2 separate regions of the Homo sapiens genome follow, and region 1 is linked to region 2. Evidence: read pairs that join two places in POLR2A ChIA-PET (ENCODE). Cell type or tissue: A673. All regions are shown on one strand. Each heading gives the region's core, and the rest is flanking DNA. Links, peaks and the distances in the headings are about the cores only.

Region 1 (5,331 bases), core at 1-5,000, 150 kb before region 2:
CAGAAATACTTAAACCTGATCATCCCTTCCATTCAAAACGGACACTTAAAGACCTGAGTGGTAAATGTGTGACTCAATCAGTATGAATCGAACTGACTCTAAAAGCCTCCTGACCTTGCCTCTGGCCTTGCAGGTAGGTCTCCAGCACATGGCTCTCATCTGCCAGCTGGTGTGGGGGAAGTGGCATGAGGGGATAAAAACTGTCAGTGGTCCAGGACGGCAACAGTTAAGAGTGGTCTGTTTGCACATGGCCACAGTGACCAGAGTCCACAGCACCAGGCTCTTAGAGGACTCGTTTCCAGCCCCATCTCTTAGTGCAGTTTGGCGCCTGGGCCCCAGAGGTTTCCTGTGTTGCAAGTGGGAGGGCTGCTGTGATGGGAGTTCTTCCCAGTCTCACCCACCCACCTCCCTCTGACTTTAATGAGGCACGTAAGATTGCTTTTCAGCCACCTCTTAGGGAAAACGGATTTCAGAAAAAGAGGCAGACGGTGGCGTTCTCACTTTCTAAGATTAAGGTAACCAGCCTTCTGGATGAGGTTCCTGTTGATCTGTGGTGCGGCCACATCAGAGTCTGGAGTGTAAACAGATTCATCAACAGAAAGTAATTCTTGCTGGGACACCCGCATCTTTTCCGCCTCGGCTTCCAGTTCTACCTGAATGCTTAAGACAGAAGGTGTTGGGTCAGTTACTCACTGCTGGCCAACCCAGCACTACTAAGAAGCCACTGGCAGCCATCACTCCACCCCCGCAAAGCTTCCGGCCTTACAGATGGAGCTGCCAGCCTCCTACAGGGCCACAACCCTCTACCCTTAGGCCCTGAAAACTATGAATCACAGGGACTCAATTTTGCAGTAGTAAATGTGTTTATATGACTGCTGTTTTAAAACAGAACCTAAGGAATGCCATTGAACTATGCTTGAACCCAGCTACACAGTCTTTTTTTTTGTTGTTTTTATTTTTTTTTTGAGATGGAATCTCGCTCTGTCGCCCAGGCTGGAGTACAGTGGCGCGATCTCCTCTCACTGCAAGCTCCGCCCCTCAGGTTCATGCCATTCTCCTGCCTCAGCCTCTCGAGTAGCTGGGACTACCGGCGCTCGCCACCATGCCCGGCTAATTTTGTTTTTTTTTTTTTTTTTGTATTTTTAGTAGAGACGGGGTTTCACCGTGTTCGCCAGGACGGTCTCGATCTCCTGACCTTGTGATCCGCCTGCCTCGGCCTCCCAAAGTGCTGGGATTACAGGCGTGAGCCACCGCGCCCGGCTGAACCCAGCTAAACAGTTTTGCTGCTGACAGAGGTATCCATGCTCAGCACCGTTGATGGAAATTTTTGGAGAAAAGCTTTGAGAAGCCCATCCTCCAGGGCTGCTCACACAGGCAGCCTAAGCAAGTTCCATAAAGGAAGGAATGAAATGGTAGTCATGCCTCCCCTGCTCTTGGTTTAGGCAGGAGTGGTGGTGACAGGAAAATGACCAGGAAGTGGTACTAAGGTGCAACAACAAAGCCAAAGGCAATGCTTTTCCTTTTTTAACAGCCATAGTTCTGCCCTGAGGCTTCATAGGCTAGCAGGCCAAGGGCTGCCCACACAGGGGTAAGTGGGCGGATGGCCTGGCTCTGGGACATTAGCCCCTGGCTTTCATGGAGGTGTGTGCTGAGGTGTGGAAATGGTGGCTGCCCTTTTCCCCTACTGAGCTAGACCGCACCAGGCCACCCCACCCACTAGTGACAGTCTTGGTTACAAAGTCCTAAACACAATCTGCCCAACGGGGCCCATCCATCTGAGAAATCACAATTTAGAGGAGGTGTTCCTCTGCACTGTGTTACAGGAGACACGGCAACCACAAGGTTAAAATCAGAAGCAAACAGGGGGCCAGTGTTTCTCCACATGAGCACCTCAGGATTCTCTCTCTTCTGGAGGTAAGGAACGTTGGGCTTGGACATTCCATATTCCCCCACTCTCTACGTATGTATGTATGTATGTATGTATGTATGTATGTATCTATCTATCTATCTATCTATCTATCTATCTATCTATCCTATCTATCTAATCTATTCATTTTGAGAGAGTCTTGCTCCGCCACCCAGGCTGGAGTGCAGTGGCATGATCTTCGCTCACTACAACCTCCGCCTCCTGGGTTCAAGCGATTCCCATGCCTCAGCCTCCCAAACAGCTGGGATTACAGGCATGCACCACCACACCCAGCTCATTTTTGTATTTTTAGTAGAGAAGGGGTTTCACCATGTTGGCCAGGCTGGTCTTGAACTCCTGGCCTCAAGTGACCCACCCATCTTGGCCTCCCAAAGTACTGGGATTACAGGTGTGAGCCACTGCTCCTGGTCAGCCCCTCTTCTTTAATGCAGCTCGATTTTGGCTTTTCTGACATTTGACTGGGATGATGAGGGACTCTACCATTGGTGGCCTTAAGACAGGTAAGCTAGAGGACAAACCTCATTAGCTTCGCCTGCTTGTCACTGCCCCGGCTGAGAGAATGGAACGTGGAAGACCAAGCTCAGCACATAGAACGGGGGAGGAGAGAAGGGGAAGGAGGGACCAAGAGCCTGTCAAGAGCTCAGGGTCAGCTTTTATGGGTGAGAAACCTCTTTGAAGATGTGATACAAGAGAAGGATCCTGTCCCCAGAAAGACACGGGCACCAACGTGGCTTCTTGCGTACAACTCCAGGAGATTTTTAGTAGCTGCCCTGCCTTCCCCTCCCCCACCCCACACAGACTCAGGCTCAAACACTGGGAGCTCATCCAAGGTTCCCAGGAACCAAAGGAACAGGGTCAAAATTAACTGCTTTCAACTGGTTCTCTTCACAGATAAAACAACAAAAAAAAGCATGTATATATATACACACACACATATATATAAAATTATATATATCTGTTGATATATAGATATGAGCCGCAGAAAGGTAGAACTGTATCACTATAGGGTTAGGGAATAAAGAAAGCTCTGCAGGGTGGCTGGAAACCATGCCACGCTGTCTGGATTCCCACCACTGGGTTCTGAATCCACCCCCACCTGGAAAGCACAGAGCACCTGTGGCATCATCCCCCGGGGAAGGGCTGCACAGCTTCAGGGCCACCACCAGATCCTGCTCTGAGGCCTCCCTGGGTGGGCTGGCTGCTCATGCATGGCAATGCTGCAGCAAAACCATCCCTTGGTTTGGAGAAAAGTGGTCATATTTACTCACCAACATGAAATTTAAAATTACAGGAAAAATAGCATTCAAAACAGTACTTTAGCTATCTGAATCAAGTGCTGCAAGGTTCAGTTTGGAAACCCCATCAGCTGCCTGTCACCCCATAACTAAATACAGCTTGTCAGACAGAGGGGGTAACTCACAGAACCAGCCCCAGCCTGCACAGAGAAGGCCATGTAGCCCGGGCGCAGACCCTGACGTTAATGCCCGGGTTGTGGTTCTCTCAGGATGGCTGGTGCTATACTTGGGTTGGCCTAATAATGGTTAATGGAAATGCTGACAAGAAGGGAAGACAGAGGCTCTAGGATCTGCAGAAAGAGGAAACCATGGCAACTCACACGCATGGGCACAAATGTCCTGCTACCCATTCAGAAAATAATCAGGTGTGTGAAAAAAATTGAGGCATAGATGGTTCTTCCAGAAACACAGAAGTGCGAGGAATTCTGAGAGTTAAAGCAGGATGAGGAAGAGACAGTGAAAGATGAGGGACAGAGGATACTTTTACAAAGTGACCATTTAATAGCCTCTCATCTTCTACCTCCTCCTAACATTCCCAGGGGCTAAGAACCAAATAAATTAAAAGGCAAGAAACTGCAATCAGATTTCACAAGTTGGTTTCTAGCATAATTATAAATAAAAGCTACATCACTCACTGCTGCCAATTATTCAGAGCTAAACAGCTCAGTGACTTTCAGGTAGGGGTATATGCTCTCAACTTGCTTTGCATCTGTCTCAATGCTCAGCACTGGTTTTTCTTGGGACTGATTATTTTTGGAGCATTTCAGATAGACTTCTACCTAGATCAATTCCCTTGTTTAGCCTTCATGAGGTGTGGTGAAATGCAACATCTTCAAGAAAATGAGCAACTTTCTCTTCGTGTATCCACATGAAATAAAATTCCTATTCATTATTTCCATTTTGTCTATTTGTCAACTACACACACACACACACACACACACACACACACACACACACACACACACACACACGGACCTATTTCTGTACTCCAGAACTCGTCGCAAGCGCTTGGGAAGCCCATGCTGTGCTCCGGATGGACCAAGCCTGAGGCTGCAGGGGCCGGGGCCCCCCTCAGAGCTCTGTCATGGAAGCTGGGGAGGGGCGGGTGGCAGGGCGCCCACAGCCTCCAGTTAGTGTGGCAGTTACTCAACTACTGAAGACAGTGATGTTGTATTTCTTAAAATAAGCAAATACAGTTTTTAAAATTAATTCCAAAAAGGCTCTATCCCTCCTTTACCTATTATAAATTAATGCACTGGTCAGAGTTTCCTGAAAAGTGACAGCACTTCCATCTGCTACTGCCACGTACTCTCAAAGAAAGTCAAGAGCTCTTCTAAAACCACAGCAAAGCTAAGCTGGGTTCCCAGGCTTGTGACATGTGAAACTCCAATATTCACAACAAGAGATCTGGAGAAAACTCTGCCAATGTGCCCCAGATATTTATGAATATTGGCAGCTAAGGCAAGGGCACTGTTAGCGAGCATTTCTGGGGTGGACAGAGGCTCTGTGCGACCCTCCACAGTTAGAACCCTCCCCGTGACCTCCCAGAGATGTCAGATCAGCATGAAAGGCAAGGGGCACACAAGACCCGGCCGGAGTGCAGCATTACCTTTGAACCATGTCTGCAACGGAGGATAAAAAGCTGTCCATACGTTTGGAAAACATCTCTGCTCCCTTCTTAAAAAAGTTAATCTGAAAGATATAATTATAATATTCTGAAAATCATCCAGGGAAGTGATCAGTGAACTCACTGAAGGTGAGACAGGCAGCGTGAGGGCAGCCATCACAGCTGGCTGGCCCGCCTCGCACGCGGCACTGGCAGCATCTCTACTGAGTCTACACCTGAGCACTATGCACTTTGAAACTGAAACCACAGTTGCTGGCTTTTGGGTGCCAATGGAAGGGATTCCTTACTTCCTGTAACTCCTGTCTAATATTCACTTCCCAGAAAGTCTGGGTCCCCTGACAAACCCTGGAGGGCAGGGGTATGGGAGAGGGGAAGAAGAACATTTCTGTGTATTAGTGGCATCTGCACCATCCCACCCTGAGCAGCTCCAGTTTGCATTCTTCTACAGCCATGACTTTTACAAATCTGCCCATTAGGTATGA
Region 2 (5,378 bases), core at 277-5,276:
AAAGAATTCGTTTGAGACATAGCCTCAATTATCTTTAGGATCAGCTTTTAATTTGCAGTATTACAGATGCAAAATGAATATCATTGTTTGATTGTTCTTGCAATTTGGCAATAACTTTACCCACAGACTTATTTACTTACTTTGTAGCACATCTTCCTTTATTTTTACACCTCTGTGACTTGTGCAGAAGTTATTTTAATTTCTATTTAATATATATCGAAATTGAAATATTAAGTGTGACGTCTAATAATAACTTAGTTTGCTATTTTTATGTGCCAGCTTTGTGTTAAGTGTTTACATTGTCTTTTTACACATTGTCTTTTTAAATCTTCACAATAACCTTTGAGAAAGATACCTTTTACCCTCATTTGACATAAGGGAGGTGAGGTTTTAAGAGGTTAAAGGATGCTTAATACCATATATCTTGTAGGAGTTGGAACCAAGTCCTGTGCCTCCCAGATAAAGATATTGGGAGGAGGAAATGTGGGCAGAGAATCTGCGAGAAGTAATGGGGATGGAGACCAGAAGAGATGAGCTGTTTTTGTCACATGGGTGGTGTATTAGGGTTCTCCAGAGGGAGAGAACTAATAGGATAGATGAATGTATGAAGGGGAATTTATTAAGGAGGACTGACTCACATGATCATTAGGTGAAGTTTCACAATAGGCCGTCTGCAAGCTGAGGGGCAAGGAAGCCAGTCCGAGTCCCAGAACCTCAAAAGTAGGGAAGTCAACAGTGCAGTCTTCAGTCTATAGCTGAAGGCCCATGAGCCCCTGGCAAACTACTGGTCTAAGTCCAAGAGTCTGAAAGCTGAAGAACATGGAGTCCGATATTCGAGGGCAGGAAGCATCCAGCATGGGAGACAGATGAAGGCCAGAAAGCTCAGCAAGTCTGCTCTTTCCACCTTCTTCTGCCTGCTTTATTCTAGCTGTGCTGATAGCTGATTAGATGGGGCCCACCCAGATTAAGTGTGGGTCTGCCTCTCCCAGTCCACTGACTCAAATGTTAATCTCCTTTGTCAGCACCCTCACAGACACAGCCAGGAATAATACTTTGCATTCTTCAGTTCAATCAAGTAGACGCTCAGTATTAACCATCACAGATGGGAAGCCAATGGGAGCAGAGTTAGAGATGCATGTGACTCTTTTTGGAGCTAGGCTGGTGTGTTTGAGGCTTCCTAATTAATTTAGTCCATTGCTTGCATTAGCGCACAGTTTGACTTAACCTGCCGTGCAGACACCAACTTAAAAGGTGTATGGCTTAAAAAAGAAAATGTTTCTCGAAGTCTACCAGTTTTAAAATTCATAAAATGTGAGGTTGGATTAATGTGATCTGTAAAATCTTTTTCAGAACTGGCACCTTGTAATTTACAGGAACTGTTAAAGATGGGTGGAATAGATTCCAAAGCTAAGATTTGAAACTTAAACTAAATTTGAAATTTAAGATTGGAATTTGAGGCCCGGTGCAGTGGCTCATGCCTGTAATCCTAGCACTTTGGGCAATCAAGGTGGGAGGATTGCTTAAGCCCAGGAGTTGGAGAGCAGCCTGGGCAACATGGTGAAACCCCATCTCAAGAAAAAATACAAAAATTAACCAGGCATGGTGGTATGCACCTGTATTCCGAGCTACTCAGGAGGCTGAGGTGTGAGGATCACTTGAGCCCAGGAGGCAGAGGTTGCAGTGAGCCGAGATTGCATCACTGCACTCCAGCTTGGGCAACGAAGTGAGACTGTATCTGAAACAAAAAAAAAAAAAAAAAAAGATTTGAATTTTATGATTTTTTTGCCCTCCTTTCTCTGTTTTTGAAAATTTTTTTAAACCCATTTTCTCTTCAGGAATATTACTGTATTTTAATTAGGTATTAGACAACATTTTTGTAGCAATACTATCACACCAATACAAACCTATCTTCTTTTTTTCTCTAGGCCCTGCAGGAGCAGCCAAAGATGTGTAAGTATTGAATATTAATGATTTTATAAGCTGTCTTTCTGAGGAAGTTGCTGTTTTTCATGATTATGACCTTTAGATCTCTGTGGGTATGGCTGAAAAGACATGGAAATACTTTGTGTATAATGCACATGTCAAGATGATCGTTGTAACTAAAGTGCTATTCAGAGAGGGTTCTTTGTGCTTTTCATTAGCTTTTCAGTTGCCTGGGCACTTTAACTCAGGATCTTAAGAAGGGGAAATGTTGAATTGTGTTTTCCATCCCAACTGGTATAGAGATTTTTTTTTTCTTTTAGTTAAAAGCAAGTGATTATAGGAGAAATAAGCATGTAGCTCCTATGACTACGCAGTGTTTTAGAGTTAGCTGGGGAGGAAAGGCTGGGGCCAAGCAGTTACCAAGTGTACATTGAATTGTTTTAAAGTTGATAACTAGATATTCGAATGAATATATAGGGCCATTCAACATAGTCACCATTGAGCTATCTTTAGAGCACAGGGCATTTAATAATGGGCATCTCCCTGTGGAGAGATCTGGAGCTCAGGAGCATTCAGGATTTCCATGCCCCTTCTCTCTGCATCCTCCTGCCTCTAATCTAGCTATAGCAAGGACACTACAGCAGTTCACTCTTTAAGAGTATTTCTGGTTACCCAGTGAAGGGTGGGATCAACTCTCCCACCCAAAACTGGGTTGGGTGTCAAGACTGATTCACCACATCTCAGGAGGGTGTGGAAAGATGTATTGCTCACATGAGGCTTTCTGGGGAGAGCAGGGCAGCCATCCAAACGGGTCTAGTTTTTATTTTGGTTGGAGAGTGGGCTGGGGTGAGGCTACTTATGAATGGGCAGAGGTTTGATCTTCCTGCTGGCACAGGGAAGAAGTGCCCCCACTTTCTTATTGGCTTACACAGATGTGGGGCAAAAGGGGAGTGATGGGGCTCAAAAGCCTTCAATGGTCAAATACCAAAAATAGGGCCAGGTATGGTGGCGCATGCCTGTAATCCCAGCACTTTGGGAGGCTGAGGCGGGTGGATCACTTGAGGTCAGGAGTTCAAGACCAACCTGGCCAACATGGTGAAACCCTGTCTCTACTAAAAATACAAAAAATTAGCCAGGCATGGTGGTGGGCCCCTGTAATCCCAGCTACTTGGGAGGCTGAGGCAGGAGGATTGCTTGAACTGGGAAGGTGGAGGTTGCAGTGAGCCGAGATCACACCACTGCACTCCAGCCTGGGTGACAGAGCCAGACTCTGTCTCAAAAAAAAGAAAAAAAAGAGTCAGACTTTCTTATTTCTTATTACAAAGAATTTAGAGAAGATGAGAATGGGATTGTAAAGCTTTCTGGGAATTAAATATTTAAATATGCATTTTAAAATTAGGACTTTAGATACAAAGGAAGCAGTAATTGATGGCTTCTAGCTCCTGTTTGCTGTGTTGGAGTTTATTACGTAAACATTTAGCAACAGTGAATACTGCACCCTGACCGTATTCCTATTATTGCAATATTTTGGTTTCTCCTTCAGTCTCTCCCTTCAATTTCTATATGTGTTGCCAGATTAATTTTCCTCAAGCACTGCCCTGCACTTGCATAGGACCTCTGCTCAAAACCTTTCAATTATTCCCATCGTCCTCTGGACTGAACCCAGGATTTATTAGGAATAGGAAGAGCATTTATGTTTTAGCCTCAAACCGACTGGCTCGCATGGCGTGGGAGGAGATGCTACAGTGGAGAGTGAGCAGAGCCCAGGGCTGGGAGGGCTGTGCAGAGCTTCTTCAGGCCACTGTTCTCAGGGGCTTCTGCGACCTCATGCTTCTTGCTCCTGTCCTTGTGTTTTGCTGTGCCCACTGCCTGGAGTGGCCCTTTCCCTTTCCCTTTCTGTTTATAGAAATGACATCTGTTCTGTAGGGCATGTGTGTTATCCTTTGTGAGAAGTATTTCCTGGCTCTCTGAGCTGCATAGTGTGTCTTTCTCCTCAGAACCTTCACAGCATTTTGGACCTTTCTTGTGGGGCATCGTGTTGGGTTTATATCGTAGTTCTTCATGTTCTTGTCTTTTTTCCCTTGAGGATTGAGAGTGGGGCAATACCTTACCCATTTTATTGTGCTCTAGAGTTATTCATGTCATGCTTTGATCATAGTTTGTGTTGAATAAATAGTTGTTGAATCAGTTCCATCATTGCTTTTCAAGGACAGAGTGATTTCATGACATCTTTCTTTTTCTAATAAAATTTAGTGATGATTTTGTCAACAGAATTAACCGTTCCAGGATGCGAGATGCCATTTAACTACTTAACTATTTCACTATTTAGAATCCTGAATTCTTCAGATTTCCCTTGACTATACCTCATTCTATGTCCTATAACTTTAAAATAAAGTAATTTATTAAATAAATGACCTTTTAAAAACAAATGCAGTGGATTTACCTGGAAAAAGTTAAAGAACATTATAATATTACTTTTCCTTACACAAAAGGTATATTCAGGCACGTTCAATTTTTTAAGTGGAAGCTATAGATTTATAAATCTTGACTGTAATATTAGGTGATGCCATGAATGAATGACGAGCTAAGAAATTAAGATGACACTTAATTTTTTTATTATGCACATTAAAATTTTTTTTTAAAATCTAAACAGACTGATTCCCAAACCAGAAGGATTGGCCAAAATAGTAGAATAAGTACTGAGAGTAAAGAACTTAGAATAGGGCAAACACAATATTATGCAGACCACAGGAAAGTCTTTGTGGGAAAATGGTTGTTATTTTTGGAAGCCAGAAATACTATATATTTAAAAAATCAATTCTCTAGGAAAGGTCTGCAATTTTTACTACTCGTTTTTCTTATTTATTTGCTGTTTTCTATAGGTGAGAAGTCAGTATATAATAATAAATAAAATGATGTATCTGTCCTGAAGTAGTTCACTGTCTACTAGGGACCAAAATACAGTGTGGTAAGTGCTAATTATTCCAGTGTTCAGAATTTAATGCTGGTCTTGGAATTGAAGGATGAACAAGAGTTCATGCAGAAAAGGAGAAAAATGGCAACCCATGGCAGAGGACAAGCATGAAAAAAGGCATGGGAGTGCCAGAGGACAGTAGGTCTGGGACCAGCCAGCCAGGTGGTGTCCCCTGGAGCCTGTGCCTGTGGTACAGTCTGGGCAGAAGTGAAAGATGAGGTTGATGGGCAGGGCTGGCTTGTGAAGGGCCTTGGGTGCAAGGCCAATAATCGTGCTTGTTTTTTTTTATGCATTCAAGGGCTGATAGAGATTTTAAGGTGGAGGAATTAAATGATTATGTTTGAGTTTTAGGGCAGTAACTCCCAAAGCAGTGTGACACATGGGATGAGGGAGGGTGCAGGCACAGAGGAATAATGGAAGTGAGGCTACAAGAGGGTCAGATAGCAGAGGGAAAGGAGAAGAGGTGATACAAACAAGATGC

Evidence for each region. ChIA-PET counts read pairs that join two places held together with the same protein. Peaks named below come from ENCODE experiments on the same cell type or tissue, not always from the same donor. Only the 100,000 strongest peaks of a DNase experiment are listed, where the experiment ranks them.
Region 1: POLR2A ChIA-PET joins it to region 2 with 16 read pairs; 9 of 35 experiments call an interaction of 5 or more read pairs at or near these places.

What each region holds. Positions count from the first base shown.
Region 1 is chr12:105,198,872-105,204,202 of GRCh38, forward strand. It overlaps APPL2 (adaptor protein, phosphotyrosine interacting with PH domain and leucine zipper 2), which reads right to left. Exons shown (of 21, transcript NM_018171.5): 9 at 4,832-4,914; 10 at 502-660. Among named protein-coding and RNA genes, the nearest start is that of APPL2, 35 kb to the right of the region's middle. RefSeq lists enhancers at 609-1,109, 1,110-1,610. In A673, for the core only: no CTCF peak of the experiment used is centred there; no DNase peak of the experiment used is centred there.
Region 2 is chr12:105,346,677-105,352,054 of GRCh38, forward strand. C12orf75 (chromosome 12 open reading frame 75) reads left to right here. Exons shown (of 6, transcript NM_001145199.2): 2 at 1,926-1,950. Among named protein-coding and RNA genes, the nearest start is that of C12orf75, 19 kb to the left of the region's middle. In A673, for the core only: no CTCF peak of the experiment used is centred there; no DNase peak of the experiment used is centred there; H3K27ac peaks cover 493 bases.